Regions from separate parts of the Homo sapiens genome. Here region 2 is linked to region 1. A link is a loop called in an ENCODE intact Hi-C map of the cell type or tissue named here. Cell type or tissue: endothelial cell of umbilical vein. All regions are shown on one strand.

Region 1 (8,000 bases):
TGAAGCTATTTTTTTAATGGGCAAAGGACTTGAATAGACATGTCCTCGAAGAAGACATACAAATGGCCAACCAGCACATAGAGAGAGGCTCAACATCATTAGCTGTCAATGAAAGTCAAATCAAAACCACGAGATTCCACTTCACACTCTAGGAGGGCTGCAATCAAAAATACTATAGATAGTACAAAATAATATAGATGTATACATAATAAAGATAACAAGTATTATCAAGAGTGTGGAGAAATTGGAACCCTCACGCTAGTAGGTCTATGGAAAACTGTCAATTTTCATAGGTTAAACATAGTCATATGACTCAGCATGTCCACTCCTGGGCATCTTCCCAAGATAATTGAAAGGATATATCCACACAGAAACCTGTACATGTGTTCATAACAAAGGTACATATGCTGTGTTCATAGCAGCATTATTCATGATAGCCAAAAACCAGAAAGGGCCTAAATATGTATCAACTGAATGGATAAAATGAAATGTGGTGTATTATTACAATGGATTATTATTCAGCCATAAAATGAAGACCTGATACATGCTATAGCATGGATAAACCTTGGAAACAAAGAAATCAGACATGAAAGACCACATATTATAAGATTGCATTTATACATATGAAATATGCTGAACAGGCAAATCCATGGAGACGGAAGACGGTGATTAGGGATTGCCAGGGGCTGGGGGGATGGTTGATAGAGTGTGCAAGACTAATGAAGGTGGCTGCCTACAGCAGGCAGGATGGTGTGGACTGTCTGAGCTTCTCGGTGTGTGCTTTTTCACAGTGTTTACCTTATTGAACCATGTGAAAATATTACCTATTCAAATAAAATATAATACAATCTAAGACTATTAAAGGATGTTATTTTTTTCAGTGCTGAGTGAGATTACAAGTACTTTTGAAAAAATAATTTTATGACTATGTATATTTTCCAAATATCTTATAATAAATGTATAATAGTTTTACGAGCAAGAAAATGTAAAATGTTGAAATATAAAAGGTTCAGTATAAGGATGGGGCCAGGTGCAGTGGATTATAGAATCCCAGCACTTTGAGAAGCCAAGTGGGGAGGATGGCCTGAGGCCAGGAGTTTGAGACCAGCCTGGGCAACACAGTGAGATCCCCGTCTGTACAAAAAAATTTAAAAATTAGGCCAGGTGCAGTGGCTCATGCCTGTAATCCCAGCACTTTGGGAAGCTGAGGTGGGCGGATCATTTGAGGTCAGGAGTTCAAGACCAGCCTGGCCAACATGAGGAAACCCCATCCCTACTAAAAATACAAAAATTAGCCAGGCATGGTGGCACGCACCTGTAATCCCAACTACTCTGGAGGCTGAGGCAGGAGAATCACTTGAACCCGGGAGGGGGTGGTTTGCAGTAAGCCAAGATCAAGCTACTGCACTCCAGCCTGGGAGACACAGTGAGATTCTGTCTAAAAAAAAGAAAAAAAAAAAAAACCGCCAGGCACGGTGGCCCATGCCTGTAATCCCAACACTTTGGGAGGCTGAGGCCGGGTGGATCACAAGGTCAGGAGTTCAAGACCAGCCTGGCCAAGATGATGAAATCCGGCCTCTACTAAAAATACAAAAATTAGCCACGCATGGCCAGGCGCGGTGGCTCACGCCTGTAATCCCAGCACTTTGAGAGGCCAAGGCGGGTGGATCACGAGGTCAGGAGATTGAGACCATCCTGGCTGACACAGTGAAACCCTGTCTCTACTAAAAATACAAAAAATTAGCCGGGCGTGGTGGCGGGTGCCTGTAGTCCCAGCCACTCTGGAGGCTGAGGCAGGAGAATGGCATGAACTCGGGAGGCGGAGCTTGCAGTGAGCCGAGATCGCACCACTGCACTCCAGCCTGGGTGACAGAGCGAGACTCCATCTCAAAAAAAAAAATTAAAAATTAAAAATTAGCTCAGTGTGCTGGTACAGGCCTGTAGTTCAAGCTACTCAGGAGGCTGAGGCAGGAGGATTGCCTGAGCCCAGAATTCAAGGCTGCAGTGACCTATGATCACACCATTGCACTCCAGCCTAGGTGACAGAACAAGACTCTGTCTTTCAAAATAAAAAAAAAGTTCAGTATAAATTTTTTTTTCATCAGTGTGGACAGAAACAAAGTTACAAAATGAAAAGTAAAAGTATCTTCATTTCTCATGTTCACATCTTAAAGGTAACTTTCTTTCTTTCTTTCTTTCTTTTTTTTTTTTTTTTTGAGACGGAGTCTCACTGTGTTGCCCAGGCTGGAGTGCAGTGGCCTGATCTCAGCTTACTGCAAGCTTTGCCTCGCAGATTTCAAGCTATTCTCCTGCCTCGGCCTCCCAAGTAGCTGGAATTACAGGTGCTCACCACCATGCCTGGCTAATTTTTTTGTATTTTTAGTAGAGACGGGGTTTCACTGTGTTAGCCAGGATGGTTTCGATCTCCTGACCTCGTGATCCACGCACCTCAGCCTCCCAAAGTGCTGGGATTACAGGCGTGAGCCACCGCGCCCGGACTTTTTTTTTTTTTTTTGACACAGTCTCACTCTGTCGCCCAGGCTGGAGTGCAGTGGCTGATCTCGGCTTACTGCAAGCTTTGCCTCCCAGATTTCAAGCTATTCTCCTGCCTTGGCCTCCCGAGTAGCTGGGATTACAGGCACCTGCCACCATGCCCGGCTAATTTTTGTATTTTTAGTGTTTCACTATGTTGACCAGGCTGGTCTCTAACTCCTGACCTCAGGTGATCCACCTGCCTTGGCCTCCCAAAGTGCTGTGATTATAGGCATGAGCCATGGTGCCTGGCCTTTAAAGGTAAATTTCTAGGTAGTTTTTTCTGTGTGTGTGTGTCCATACATTTTATATGTATTTGCAAGCATATAGAACTAATTTTTAGGCCAGGTGTGGTGGCTGATGCCTGTAATCCCAGCACTTTGGAAATCCAAGGCTGGTGAATTGCTTGAGGCCAGGAGTTTGAGACCAGCCTGGCCAACATGGTAAAACCCAGCCTCTACTGAAAATATAGAAAATTAGCCGGGTGTGGTAGCATGCGCTTGTAGTCCCAGCTACAAGGGAAGCTGAGGCCTGAGAACCACTTCAACCCGGGAAGCAGAGGTTGCAGTTAGCCGAGATGGTGCCACTGCACTCCAGCCTAGGTGACAGAGTAAGACTCTGTCTCAAAACAAACAAACAAAAAAAAAAAAACTTATTTTTACATGAACGAACGTGTACTTTATGCATCTTGATTTTTTCTTTTGTTTAACATATATTTTTGTATGTTAATAACATATAGTTCCCCCAAGGCATTAATAAACTCTATTGTATTCTCTTGTAAAGCTTTAATAGTTTTCTCACCAAGCGTCATTTAGACTAATTCTCATTTCTTTTTATTTCAGAAGCCACCGTGAGCTTTTTTTTTTGAGACAGGGTCTTGCTCTGTCACCCAGACTGGAGTGCAGTGGCACGATCATAGCTCACTGTAGCCTTGAATGCCCAGGCTCAAGCCTCAACTTTCCAAATAGCTGTGACTACAGGCCTGCGCCACCACAGCTGGCTAATTTTTAAATTTTTTGTAACGTTGGAGTTTCACTATACTGCTGAGGCTGGTCTTGAACTCCTGGCTTCAAGTGATCCTCCCATCTTGGCCTCCTAAAGTGCTGGGATTACAGGCATGAGCCCACGCACCCAGCCAATTATTCTTATTGGTACATGCATATATACACATGTGCCAGCTTCCATTCAGAGGATGGTTTCCTAGTAGAGAGATTGCCTGGTAAACATTAGTTTTTAGAAAATAATTTGTGTTTTGTGGCTAGGGCTTGGGCTCGCTACCCAGAGTTGTGCTGCATACGGTTCCCCACTAGGCGTCAGGAGAGCCCTATACATCTCTAGACAACGCCGTGCATTTCCAGAAAACCTTCAGATGTGTTCACAAGGCTGGTCTGGATTTTTCAAAAAATAATTTTTCTATTGTTCATAGTTCATCTCCACGAACAACCTAATGCTGTGTTTTCTATAAAGTGAAGCTGACATAATCTTTTCCAGTGGTGGTCTTGGTTTGTGCTACTGTTCCTGGCAATGGGCCTCAGGTAAAGGAATAGAAAAGACACAATGCCCAGTTGCTATTTTCCAGATGATAATGAGTAAAACCATGAATGATGTCACTGATGCCAGGGTGCTACCAATGCACGTTTCATGAATGACAACTGCAGAACATTTAGAAGATTCTTTATCACCCTTTTACTAGGTAGTGATCAAATATTTTTCTAAAAGAGTTGACCACAATGGTATACTCAAATCATAAAGTTTCTAGATTTTTCCCAATTGTGTCTTCTTGTAAAAAAATGTGATGATTGCTTTGGTACACCAAACTCCTTGTCATAAGCCATCTTTTGAGTACAGTACCGCAATCCCAGAAGGCATTATGTGAGAAGGCATTTGAAAGCTGAGAAGGAAATGGTTTGTTAGGAACCTAGTGAGAAGCTCTGTAAGCTAGATTGGATAGAATTAAAGTACCCAGAAATAGAAGTAAGGAGGAGAACATAAGATGTGTATTGAAAAGACTTACTTCAGCAATTTTTTTTTTTTTTTTTGAGACGGAGTTTTTTGAGACAGAGTTTCGGTCTCAGCTCACTGCAACCTCCGCCTCCTGGGTTCAAATGATTCTCCTGCCTCAGCCTCCCAAGTAGCTGGGATTACAGGCACCCACCACCACGCTCGGCTAATTTTTTGTATTTTTATTAGAGACGGGGTTTCACCATGTTGGCCAGGCTGCTCTCGAACTCCTGACCTCAGGTGATCCACATGCCTCAGCCTCCCAAAGTGCTGGGATTACAGGCATGAGCCACCACATCTGGCCTTACTTCAGCAATTCTATGTAGGTGTTGAAAAGAGGAAACATACCACAGAAAGTAAAAGGGATGTGCTCCTGTTTTTTCAGAGACAGAGTCTCACTTGTTGGCCAGGCTGCAGTGCAGTGGTGTGATCATAGCTCACCATAACCTTGAACTCCTGGGCTCAAGTGATCCTCCCACCTCAGACTCCTGAGCATCTGGGACAACATGCTCACAGCACCACACCGAGCTAATTGTTCTATTTAAAACAATTTTTTTTTTTTTTTGGCCAGGCACAGTGGCTCACGCCTGTAACCCCAGCACTTTGGGAGGCCGAGGTGGGAGGATCGCCTGAGGTCAAGAGATTGAGACCATCCTGGCCAACATGGTGAAACCCTGTCTGTACTTAAAAAATACAAGAATTAGCTGGGCGTGGTAACAGGCACCTATAGTCCCATCTACTCAGGAGGCTGAGGCAGGAGAATTGCTTGAACCCAGGAGGCAGAGGTTGCAGTGAGCTGAGATCACACCTCTGCACTCCAGCCTGGTGACAGAGTGAGACTTCGTCTCAAAAAAAAAAAAAATTTTTTTTTTTTTTTAGAAATGAGGTCTGGCTATGCTGTCCAAGCTGGTCTCAAACTCCTGGCCTCAAGCTATTCTCCTCCCTCAGCTTCCTGAAGCACTATGATTATAGGGATGAGCCACCATGCCTGTCCTGCTCTGTTTTAATAATATACTGGTACATCTTGTCCATTTGAGTCTCAAGATGTTTGTGAATTTAGTAAGAGAACATGTCCTTGGATTCCAGCAGTATTCTATAAGTTCTTAGAATAGCTAGGTGCTGGCAGGTAGCTAGGCACTAGTAGGTAGCTACTTCTGCAACTTGCTCTGACAACGTGGCAGGTCGAAGTCTCTGTAAATAAGATCTTTACTACCATTGTATTTGAGGATCAGCGAAACATTACAGCCTTAGTTTTGTTATAGTCCTGGGGTAATAGATGAGGCAAATATCCATGACAAATTGGAAAGAAACATCCCCTCAGAATCTTCTTACCTATTGGGAGAATGGTTTTCTCTCTAAGTTAAAACAAACTTTCTGATACAGTAGTTTTCAAACTTATTTATTTTTAGCAGCAGTCTTTTGTAAAAATGAAAATTTGACATGGACTTTCAGTGTATAGAATCTGAATATATACAAACAAAAAGTAGGACCACTGCTTGAAAAACTCCTCGGTTTACCCCCGAGCTGGTCAATAAGGTCATAGGGCTTCCCGGACTCGGCTTGAAACACACTAGACTAGACGGCTCTGTCAGTAATTACACTAGACAGAGCCCCCGCTGCCCCATGGCCAAGCCACTCCCAGTTTACAACCCCCTAGGAGTCACCCTTGACTCACTGAACAAGCAATGTTCAAGTGACTACTGTTTGCCACCACCTGGGTTAGACCCTGGGTACACAGAGATGAAGGAGGCTCAGGTCTCATCCTTGAGGAGCTCAGAGTCCATGCAGAACTACTTTCTAAACTTTAGGGAGCATTGTAATTGCCTGGGCTGCTCATTAATATGTATTATTTCTGGTTTTCACCCCAGAAATGCCCATTCAAAAGGTAAGGGGTGGAGCCTAGAAAGTTGCATCTTTAATATGCATTAACCTAGTGGGAGAAACACAAACATAAACAAGTGCAGTAATGAGGAACCAATGTGCTGGGTGTGAACGGAGGCAGCGGGAGGATTGCAGGATGACAGAGGGGCGTGAGAGGCACCCAGGCGGGCATTATGAGGCCTGGAGGGCATGCCAGCAGAGGGAGCCCCAAGGGGCAAATCCCAACTGCCTAGCTGTTAAAGTCTTCCAGAGGAGTGAGCCACAGCCAGGGCTGAAGGGGCCGCACAGTAGGGCTGGTCATACAACAGCAACCTGAGAGGAGCTCGCTCACATCGTGCACTGCCTCGCATCACTGTGCTAAGGACTTCACACTTATTCTCCTTTCATTCTCACAAGTCCCACCACATAGTGCTACTAATATTCCCACTTCATGAATGATGTTGACATTTAGCGAGATTAAGTGACTTGCAGAAGGGAAACCAGGACTGGAACCCAGGTTTGTTCCTTTCCAAACCCATGTCTTCAACTATTAAATCCTATTTCATCTTTTTTTTTTTTTTTTTTTTTTTTTTTGAGACGGAGTCTCGCTCTGTTGCCAGGCTGGAGTGCAGTGCCGTGGTCTCAGCTCACTGCAACCTCTGCCTCCTGGGTTCAAGCGATTCTCCTGCCTCAGCCTCCCAAGTAGCTGGGATTACAGGCACGTGCCACCACACCCGGCTAATTTTTTTGTATTTTTAGTAGAGATGGGGTTTCACCATGTTGGTCAAGCTGGTCTTGAACTCCTGACCTCGTGATCTGCCTGCCTCGGCTTCCCAAAGTGCTGGAATTATAGGCGTGAGCCACAGTGCCAGACTTTTTTTTTTTTTTTTTTGAGACTGAGTCTTGCTCTGTCACCCAGGTGGAGTGCAATGGCATGATCTCAGCTCACTGCAGTCTCAGCCTCCCAGGTTCAAGCAATTCTCCTGCCTCAGCCTCCCAAGTGGCTGGGACTGCAGACATGCCCCACCATGCCCAGCTAATTTTTGTATTTTTAGTAGAGACAGGGTTTTGCCATATTGGCCAGGCTGGTCTTGAACTCCTGACCTCAGGCAATCCACCCTCCTTGGCCTCCAAAAGTGCTGGGATTACAGGCATGAGCCACTGAGCCCAGCCCCTATTGCCTCTTAAAGGATGTAGACAAGGGAATGGACCAAAACAATCTGTAAGAGGTAAATTCCAGAGGACTTGATGATTGGTTGGCTGTAAGGAGTGAGCAGTCATTCCCTATTCTCCAGCCTGGGGTGCCTGAGTGATGCCACTGACCTGAACAGTGCCTCCTGGAAGAGGAGCGTGCTGAGGAAGGAAGGCTCTGGTAGCTGCCTAGGGAATGGCCTGCAGGTAGCTGGATGTGTGGGAATGAAGGTTGGGTAGAAATCTGATATAGAGATATTGGTTTGGGAATCAGTGGAAACTGTGAAACTCAATGAGTTCACTCACAGAGAGAGGCCTTGAGTGAGAAGAACAGAAGAATGGAGGAGAAGTAGAGTGTGCAAAGGAGGCAGCGAAAGGGAGTGTCATGGAAGCCAAGGGAGTGGAGTTTCAGCAAG
Region 2 (8,000 bases), 290 kb after region 1:
GGAACTATAGGTGATCAGATTTTACTTTTTAGAGAAACAACCAAAAAACATTCAAAACAATGTTCACAAAGTCTCCAAATCCTGTACTTCTCTAATATCTACTACAAAATACTATATGAAATAGTCCTAATATGGAGGACAGGTATAATTCTTATATTTTGAGATATTTTACTTAACTTTAAAGAGTTTAGGCCGGGTGCGGTGGCTCACGCCTGTAATCCCAGCAGTTTGGGAGGCTGAGGTGGGCGGATCATGAGGTCAGGAGATTGAGACCATCCTGGCTAACAAGGTGAAACCCTGTATCTACTAAAAATACAAAAAATGAGTTGGGCGTGGTGGCGGGTGCATGTAGTCCCAGCTACTTGGGAGGCTGAGGCAGGAGAATGGTATGAATCCGGGAGGCAGAGCTTGCAGTGAGCCGAGATCGTGCCACTGCACTCCAGCCTGGGCAACAGAGCGAGACTCTGTCTCAAAAAAAATAAATAAATAAAATAAATAAAAAAGAGTTTAGTAAGAATGAATCTGTTTACTAAAGACTGACTCTTCCTACCATAAACTCAACTACAGAGGTGAGAAAAGTCAACAAATTAATTCTATGTGATTAAACAAATATTTACTGAACATGTACTCTATAAAACTTATATACTGTAAGAGATAAAAAGATGAAGACATTTTATAGGCCCTTAGGGAGCTTAAAACATATTTCTATGGAATGTTAAAAACAACATGATTCCATTTATTTTTTATTTTTTTAAATTTTTTGAGACAGAGTCTTACTCTGTTGCCCAGGCTGGAATGCAGTGGCGCGATCTCGGCTCACTGCAACCTCTGCCTCCCAGGTTCAAGCGATTCTCCTGCCTCAGACTCCTGAGTAGCTGGGACTACAGACACCTGCCACCATGCCCGGCTAATTTTTGTATTTTTAGTAGAGACGGGCTTTCACCATGTTGGCCAGGCTGGTCTCAAACTCCTGACCTCAAGTGATCCACCCACCTCGGCCTCCCAAAGTGCTGGGATTACAGGCATAAGCCACCGTGCCCAGCCCATGATTCCATTTATAACACCAAAAGACCTATTGATATCTGGACACATGAAGTTAAAAATAATAATATTACAAATACAAAAAATTCTCAAAATTCTAGATATTTTGATTATCATAATGGATCTTTGGTATTTCCTCATTTTATATTCAAGGTTTTAACTCATCACAAATGGTCTCAAAGATCCACGATTAACAATGCTTTTCCTGCGGCAAAATGTGAACTTTTGCTGATTTACAGGCACCTTAACTTAAATAGTGATCAACACTGGCATCTATCACAGCTTTGTTTTCTTTTTCTGTAAACAGTAATTCCTTTTTTTTTTTTTTTTTTTTTTGAGACAGGGTCTTACTCTGTCACCCAGGCTGGAGTGCAGTGGCACAATCTCGGCTCACTGCAACCTCTGCCTCCCCGGCTCCTTTCACCTCAGCCTCCGAGTATCTGGGACTACAGGCATGCACCACCACACCCGGCTAATTTTTGTACTTTTTGTAGAGATAGGGTCTCACCACGTTGCCCAGGCTGGTCTTGAACTCCTGAGCTCAAGCAATCCACCCATCTCAGCCTCCCAAACTGCTGGGATTACAGGCGTGAGACACTGTGCCTGGCCAAAAGTAATTTTTATAAGATATTGCTTTTATTTGTAAGCAGAACCTAAGAAAAGAAAGCTAAAGCCAATACAAGTGATGGAAGGAAAGAAAAAGTAATAAGGGGCATTCATTTCCAGCAATATAATGGACCAGAGGTCCCCTGACCAACTTTTGCTGAAAACATATTACAAATGCCAGGTTTTCCAAAATGTATGTTTAAATGCTTTGATAAGTTGACAAGTGAATAAGAAATATTTAGAGGCCAAAGCTAAGAGTAACTGGGAACCCAGAGAACATGTTTGATAAATCAGTTTGCCTTTGATAGCCCCAAAGAACACAGAAAACAGGGCTCACCCAAGGTGAGGAGTGGAACAGGGAACCCTAAAAGGTGAATCAGAAATATTTTGTAGGCATTTTGGATTCTAGTCCTTTGTTGGTGATATGTGTTACAAACAACTTTTCCCACCCCACAGCTTCAATCTCTTAATGTCTTCTCTTGATGAGCTTAAGTCTTTAAGATACATTAATCTTTTCCTTTATGACTAATACTTTTTATGTCTTCTTAAAAGCACTTTACAAAGGAAATCTACATGCTATTTGACAAGAGGCTTGATCTGGCTGGGCGCAGTGGCTCACAACTGTAATCCCAGCACTTTGGGAGGCTGAGGCAGGTAGATCACTTCGAGATCAGCCTGGCCAACATGGTGAAACCCTATCTCTACAAAAAATACAAAAACTGGCAGCGTGGTAGCACATGTCTATAATCCCAGTTATTCAGGAGGCTGAGGCAGGAGAATTGCTTAAACCTGGGAGGTAGAGGTTGCAGTGAACCAAGATCACGCCACTGTGCCAAGATCACGCCACTGCGCTCCAGCCTGGGTGACAGAGCGAGAGATTCCATCTCAAAAAAAAAAAAAAAAAAAAAAAAAAGAGGTTTGATCTCAAAAGTAATCAGGGAAATGCAAATTAAAGCCAGACGTCTACCCAGTTGAGTACAACATGAAAACAAACAGAAACCAACCTGGGGAGAAAAATGAATATGAAAAAAGTATAACCCAGTATACATATTTTTTCTTTAAAAAATAATAGAGATGATGTTTCACCATATTCCCCAGGCTGGTCTTGAACTCCTGGGCTCAAGCGATCCACCCACCTCAGCCTCCCAAAGTGCTGGGGTTATAGGCATGAGCCATCAAGCCCAGCCTAACCCAGGATTTTTTAAGGGGCAAATATGTGAATAAGCATTTCACAAAGACAAAATCCAAATAGTGGTATTCAGCAAAAATCTTGACTCTAAGGGATGTGAACAAGTTCACCATTCTTCATTTCTAGGAGGAAGTAATTCATTCTATAAGTATTAATTAATTTGAAGATTTTTGAGTCTCAGAACTTGAACTCTCATGACTTTCAAAATTATAAGCTTCATAATAGTAGGGACTGTAGTTGTTTTGTTCAGGGCTAGAATAGTGACTGGCACTATCACACACACCAAAAAACAGTTAAATACATAAATGAAAAGAAGTATGAAACTACAACTATTTCAGTGTGAATTACCTTCCTGTGTTCTGACACCAGGAGCCTCAGCTGCATTTCAATTTCATTACTTGTTACTGACGCGTCAATTGTGGATGCACACAGAGGTGGAAAGGGAGGAAGGGATGTTGTAGCTCCAGGAGCACACACAGATTTAATTGCTTCCTCACTCATGGGTTTCCATTTGGATTCATCGTTCAAATCAAATACACAGGTTTCTACTGCATCAGAGGGTTGACAATTTCCCAGGAACATCTGATGGTTGAAAACACAACCAATTGTTCGATATGGGTACAGTGGTTTGGGCTGTTCAGCAACTGGAGGTTCATCAGGATTGGTAGGTTTATGGATGTACCTAAAAAAATTAAATAATTTTATATATGAGAACTTAAAAATTAAAAAGGCAGCATCTTACTGAGAAAATTATTCTAACACTTAAGGCCATAACTACTTCTCAGAACTACAGTTTAATACTTGTTTTTCTTTTTTATATTTCCACAATTTGATTACTCTGTATTAATTGTATGGTACGTCTTTACAATATTGAAACCAACTCTGTTAACAACAGAATACATTCTATGTATACTGTTAAGATCAAAGGCCGGATGCGGTAGTCCCAGCACTTTGGGAGGCCGAGGCAGGGGGATCACCTGAGGTCAAGAGTTCGAGACTAACCTGACCAACATGGTGAAACCCCGTCTCTGCTAAAAATACAAAAATTAGCTGGGCATGGGAGCACGTGCCTGTAGTCCCAGCTACTCGGGAGGCTAAGCCAGGAGAATTGCTTGAACCCGGGAGGCGGAGGCTGCAGTGAGCCGTCCAGCCTGAGCAACAAGGGCGAAACTCCATCTCCAAGAAAAAAAAATAAAAATAAAAAAAGTTTGCCTCAGATAACATAATTAAAATAATTTGGTTATGCATTTTTAGGCACAACTAACCAAAACATTATTAGGCATGATTATCAACCAGGGAGAAAGAGGACTCGGGAATGAAAAGAGGGCCCAGGGCTGGGCCTCTAGAACACACACATTTAAAGACAAGATGAAGGAAAAACTAAGAACAGCCAGAGAGGAATAATAAATATTGAAAGACAATGATAAAAAAGAAGCTAAGGAAAGAGAATGTTCCATGAAGAAAGAAGTGAGACAGCCAGGTGGAAAGGGGTCCCCAGAGAAACTCCAACCAGCCTGTGCACTGGGAGGAGTGCACACTGGGGAGAAGCCACAGAAGTTCGAGCAATTTGCAGTGGGGAGGAGCTTGGCCCCTCCTCTTCCTGAGTGGAAGCTGGAATTCAATCTGCGAGGCAGGAAGCACACTAGCAGGCAGGAAGCACACTAGCAGGCACGAAGCACACTAGCAGGCACTCTGGCTTTGTGGAGCGTCCGTTTCCCAGTGTTTTTCCTTTTTGTTCAATAAATTCCATTTTTCTCCCCCTTCAAATTGCCTGCGAGCCTAATTTTTCGTGGCCATGTGACAAGGACTCAGCTCTTAGCTGAACTAAGGAAGAAGTCCTACAACAGAAGTACTCAGCTGTTTCAAAATCTAATGACAGGCTAAAGTACTTTAAAAAATGTGTCCAGTGGATTTGCCAACGTGGAGATGGTAACCACATCAAATTTTAAAAAGAAATCATCATTTACAACTTGAACTTATTTTCAGACTTAGGTATGATCATCAGAAAAAAACATATGCCAGCCAGGTGTGGTGGCTCATGCCTATAATCTCAGCACTTTGGAAGGCCGTGGCAGGTAGACTGCTTGAGCCCAGGAGTTCAAGACCAGCCTAGACAACACAGCAAAAGCTCATCCCTACAAAAAAATTAGCTAGGCATGGCTGTGCACACCTGCAGTCCCAGCTACGCAAGAGGCTGAGGTAGGAGGACCACCAGAACCCAGGAGGGGGAGGCTGCAGTGGGCTGTGACTGTGCCACTGCACTCCAGCCTGAGCAACAGAATGAGACACTGCAAAAAAAAAAAAAGAGAAAACTGAAAAAAAAATATGCTAATCATACAAAACTAGTAAACATAATTTACTGTTTACCAACATCATGTTGGTAAAGAATATTTGAGGTAAAAGTTTTCTTAGAGTTCATTTACTTGGCTGCCATAATTGAAGTACTTTTTTACATAATCACTGAAAAGGCTCTAACTAAAATCATCAACACGTACCTTCAAGTACCATCAATATGGACAAAAAACCCTTATAATTTAAAATACTTATAACTTAAGCCGGACACAGTGGCTCACGCCTGTAATCCCAGCACTTTGGGAGGCTGAGGTAGGTGGATCACCTAAGGTCAGGAGTTCGAGACCAGCCTGGCTAACATGGTGAAAACTTGTCTCTACTAAAAATACAAAAATCAGCCAGGTGCGGTGGCACATGCCTGTAATCCCAGCTACTTGGGAGGCTGAGACAGGAGAATCGGCTTGAACCTGGGAGGTGGAGGTTGCAGTGAGCTGAGATTGTGCCAGTGCACTCCAGCCTGGGCGACAGAGCGAGACTCCATCTCAAAAAAAAAAAAAAAAAAAAACTTATAACTTCATTTTAATATCCTTATAAACTTAGTAAACTAACCTGTGTCCTGTTAAACTCTCCCAAAAAGTGATGGCCCCATCAGTTCCACAAGTCATAACCCATGCATGAGGTACTCCTTTTGCCTTGGTCCCAACACAAACAAAGGCTTCTAATCCATATCCAAGAAGAAGGCTGCACAGAAGGTTAGCGTGATCTTCACAGTCACCCTGGAAGATAAATTAAAATGAAGTATTCATTCTTCCATATTATTTCCTCATTACATACTTAAATACTAAATTATAATAAAAATTTATTGGCTGGGCACAGTGGCTCACGCCTGTAATCCCAACACTTTGGGAGGCCAAGGCGGGTGGATCACATGACGTCAGGAGTTCAAGACCAGCCTGGCCAACATAAGGAAACTCTGTCTCTACTAAAAATACAAAAATTAGCCGGGTGTGGTAGCACACACCATTAGTCCCAGCTACTCAGGAGGCGAGGCAAGAGAATCACGTGAACTTGGGAGGCGGAGGTTGCAGTGAGCTACAATCGCGCCACTGCATTCCAGCCTCAGCAACAGAGTAAGACTCTGTTTCCAAAAAAAAAAAAAAATGTTTATAAAGAACTCACACAACACAGAAAGAAAAGTAGAACATTTTTTTTTTTTTTTTTTTTTGAGACAGGGTCTTCCTCTGTCACCCAGGCTGGTGACATGATTCATAGCAGCCTTGACCTCCTGGGCTTAAGTGATTTCCCCATCTCAGCCTCCCAAGTAGCTGGGACTAAAGGTGTGCACCATGACACCTAGCTAATTTTAAAATTTTTTTTGTATAAACAGGGGTCTTACTGTGTTACCCAGGCTGCTCTTGAACTCCTGGGCTCAAGTGATCCTCCTGCCTCAGCCTCCCAAAGTGTTGGGATTACAGGCATGAGCTCCTGTGCCCAGCCTGGAATATTTTAATAGATTAATAGCTGAAGTACATGAACAAACAAGCAAACAAGTCATACAGCAAGAAATGCAAATAAATGGAAAACACTCAACCAATGACTGATAGTATCTATATGTGATAATTTCAAGAAAATACATACATAAGAAAAATGACTGGCAAGAACAACAACAAAATGCCAACAATGGTTATTACTGGGGAGGTTATATATAATTTTCCACTCTTTTTCCAGATTTTCTTTGGTTATATTACTTTCAATTTTAAAAAGTTATAAAGACCTATAAAAAAATAGAAAATATTAGCTGGGTATGGTGGTGTGTGCCTGTAATCCCAGCTACTCAGGAGGCTGAGGCAGGAGAATCGCTTGAACCTGGGAGGCAGAGATTGCAGTGAGCTGAGATCGTGCCACTGCACTCCAGCCTGGACAACAGAGTGAGACTCTGTCTCTAAAAAAAAAAAGAAAAAAAGAAAAGAAAATATCTGATACTGTGTTCTGTGAAAAAAATTACCAAGATATTAAACACTATGGTTACAATTTCGTATTTAAGTGTAGGAAGACTACACGCGAAAGCAAAAATAACTATTTGAGTTGAGTGTCCGAATGAAGAAATTTCTTTTTTTTTTCCTCTCTTTTGAGATAGGGTCTAGTTCTGACACCCAGGCTGGAGTGCAGTGGCATGATCTCAGCTCAATGCTGCCTTGACGTCCTCAGCTCACTGCAGCCTTGATGTCCCCAGCTCAAGTGATTCCCCCGCCTCAGCCTCCTGAATAGCTGGGACCACAGGCACTCATCACCAGGCCCAGCTATTTTTTGTGTTTTTGTAGAGACAAGGTTTCACCAAGTTGCCCTGGCTGGTCTCGAATTCCTGGACTCAAGCAATCCGCTTGCCTCAGCCTCCCAAAGTGCTGGGACTACAGGCATGAGCCACCTTACCTGGCCAAGAAATTTCTTTCTCCAAAAAATTGGATTTGGTGGTGCTAAAGTTTTTTAAAAAAAATTAACTGTAAGAAAACAAATAGCATTTTATAGTTCTTCAAGTGGCTTTACAAAAATGTAATAACCAATCTTTTATTTTTTAATTTACTTTTTTCTTTTTTGAGACAGAGTCTCGCTCTGTCACCCAGGCTGGAATGCAGTGGCATGACCTCGGCTCACTACAACCTCCTCCTCCCGGGTTCCAATGATTCTCAGCCTCCTGAGTAGCTAGGACTACAGGCGTGCACCACCACACCCAGCTAATTTTTGTATTTTTAGTAGAGAGAGAGTTTCATCATGTTGGCCAGGTTGGTCTTGAACTCCTGACCTCAAGTGATCCACCCACCTCGGCCTCCCAAAGTGCTGCGATTACAGGCATGAGCCACTGCGCCTGGCTTAA

What was found. Peaks named below come from ENCODE experiments on the same cell type or tissue, not always from the same donor. Only the 100,000 strongest peaks of a DNase experiment are listed, where the experiment ranks them.
Region 2: a loop joins it to region 1, with 8 times the contacts of the local background. A loop is called at or near these places in 63 of 110 quality-filtered maps.

The regions. Positions count from the first base shown.
Region 1 is chr18:12,388,003-12,396,002 of GRCh38, forward strand. No RefSeq gene overlaps it. Among named protein-coding and RNA genes, the nearest start is that of AFG3L2, 15 kb to the left of the region's middle. In endothelial cell of umbilical vein, CTCF peaks have their summits at 3,831 and 6,603 (motif pointing right); a DNase peak (open chromatin) is centred at 3,869.
Region 2 is chr18:12,674,925-12,682,924 of GRCh38, forward strand. It overlaps CEP76 (centrosomal protein 76), which reads right to left. Exons shown (of 12, transcript NM_024899.4): 9 at 5,738-5,904; 10 at 3,185-3,518. It also overlaps a transcript of PSMG2 not described here. Among named protein-coding and RNA genes, the nearest start is that of SPIRE1, 21 kb to the left of the region's middle. In endothelial cell of umbilical vein, no CTCF peak of the experiment used is centred here; a DNase peak (open chromatin) is centred at 4,477; H3K4me3 peaks cover 211 bases; H3K27ac peaks cover 1,336 bases.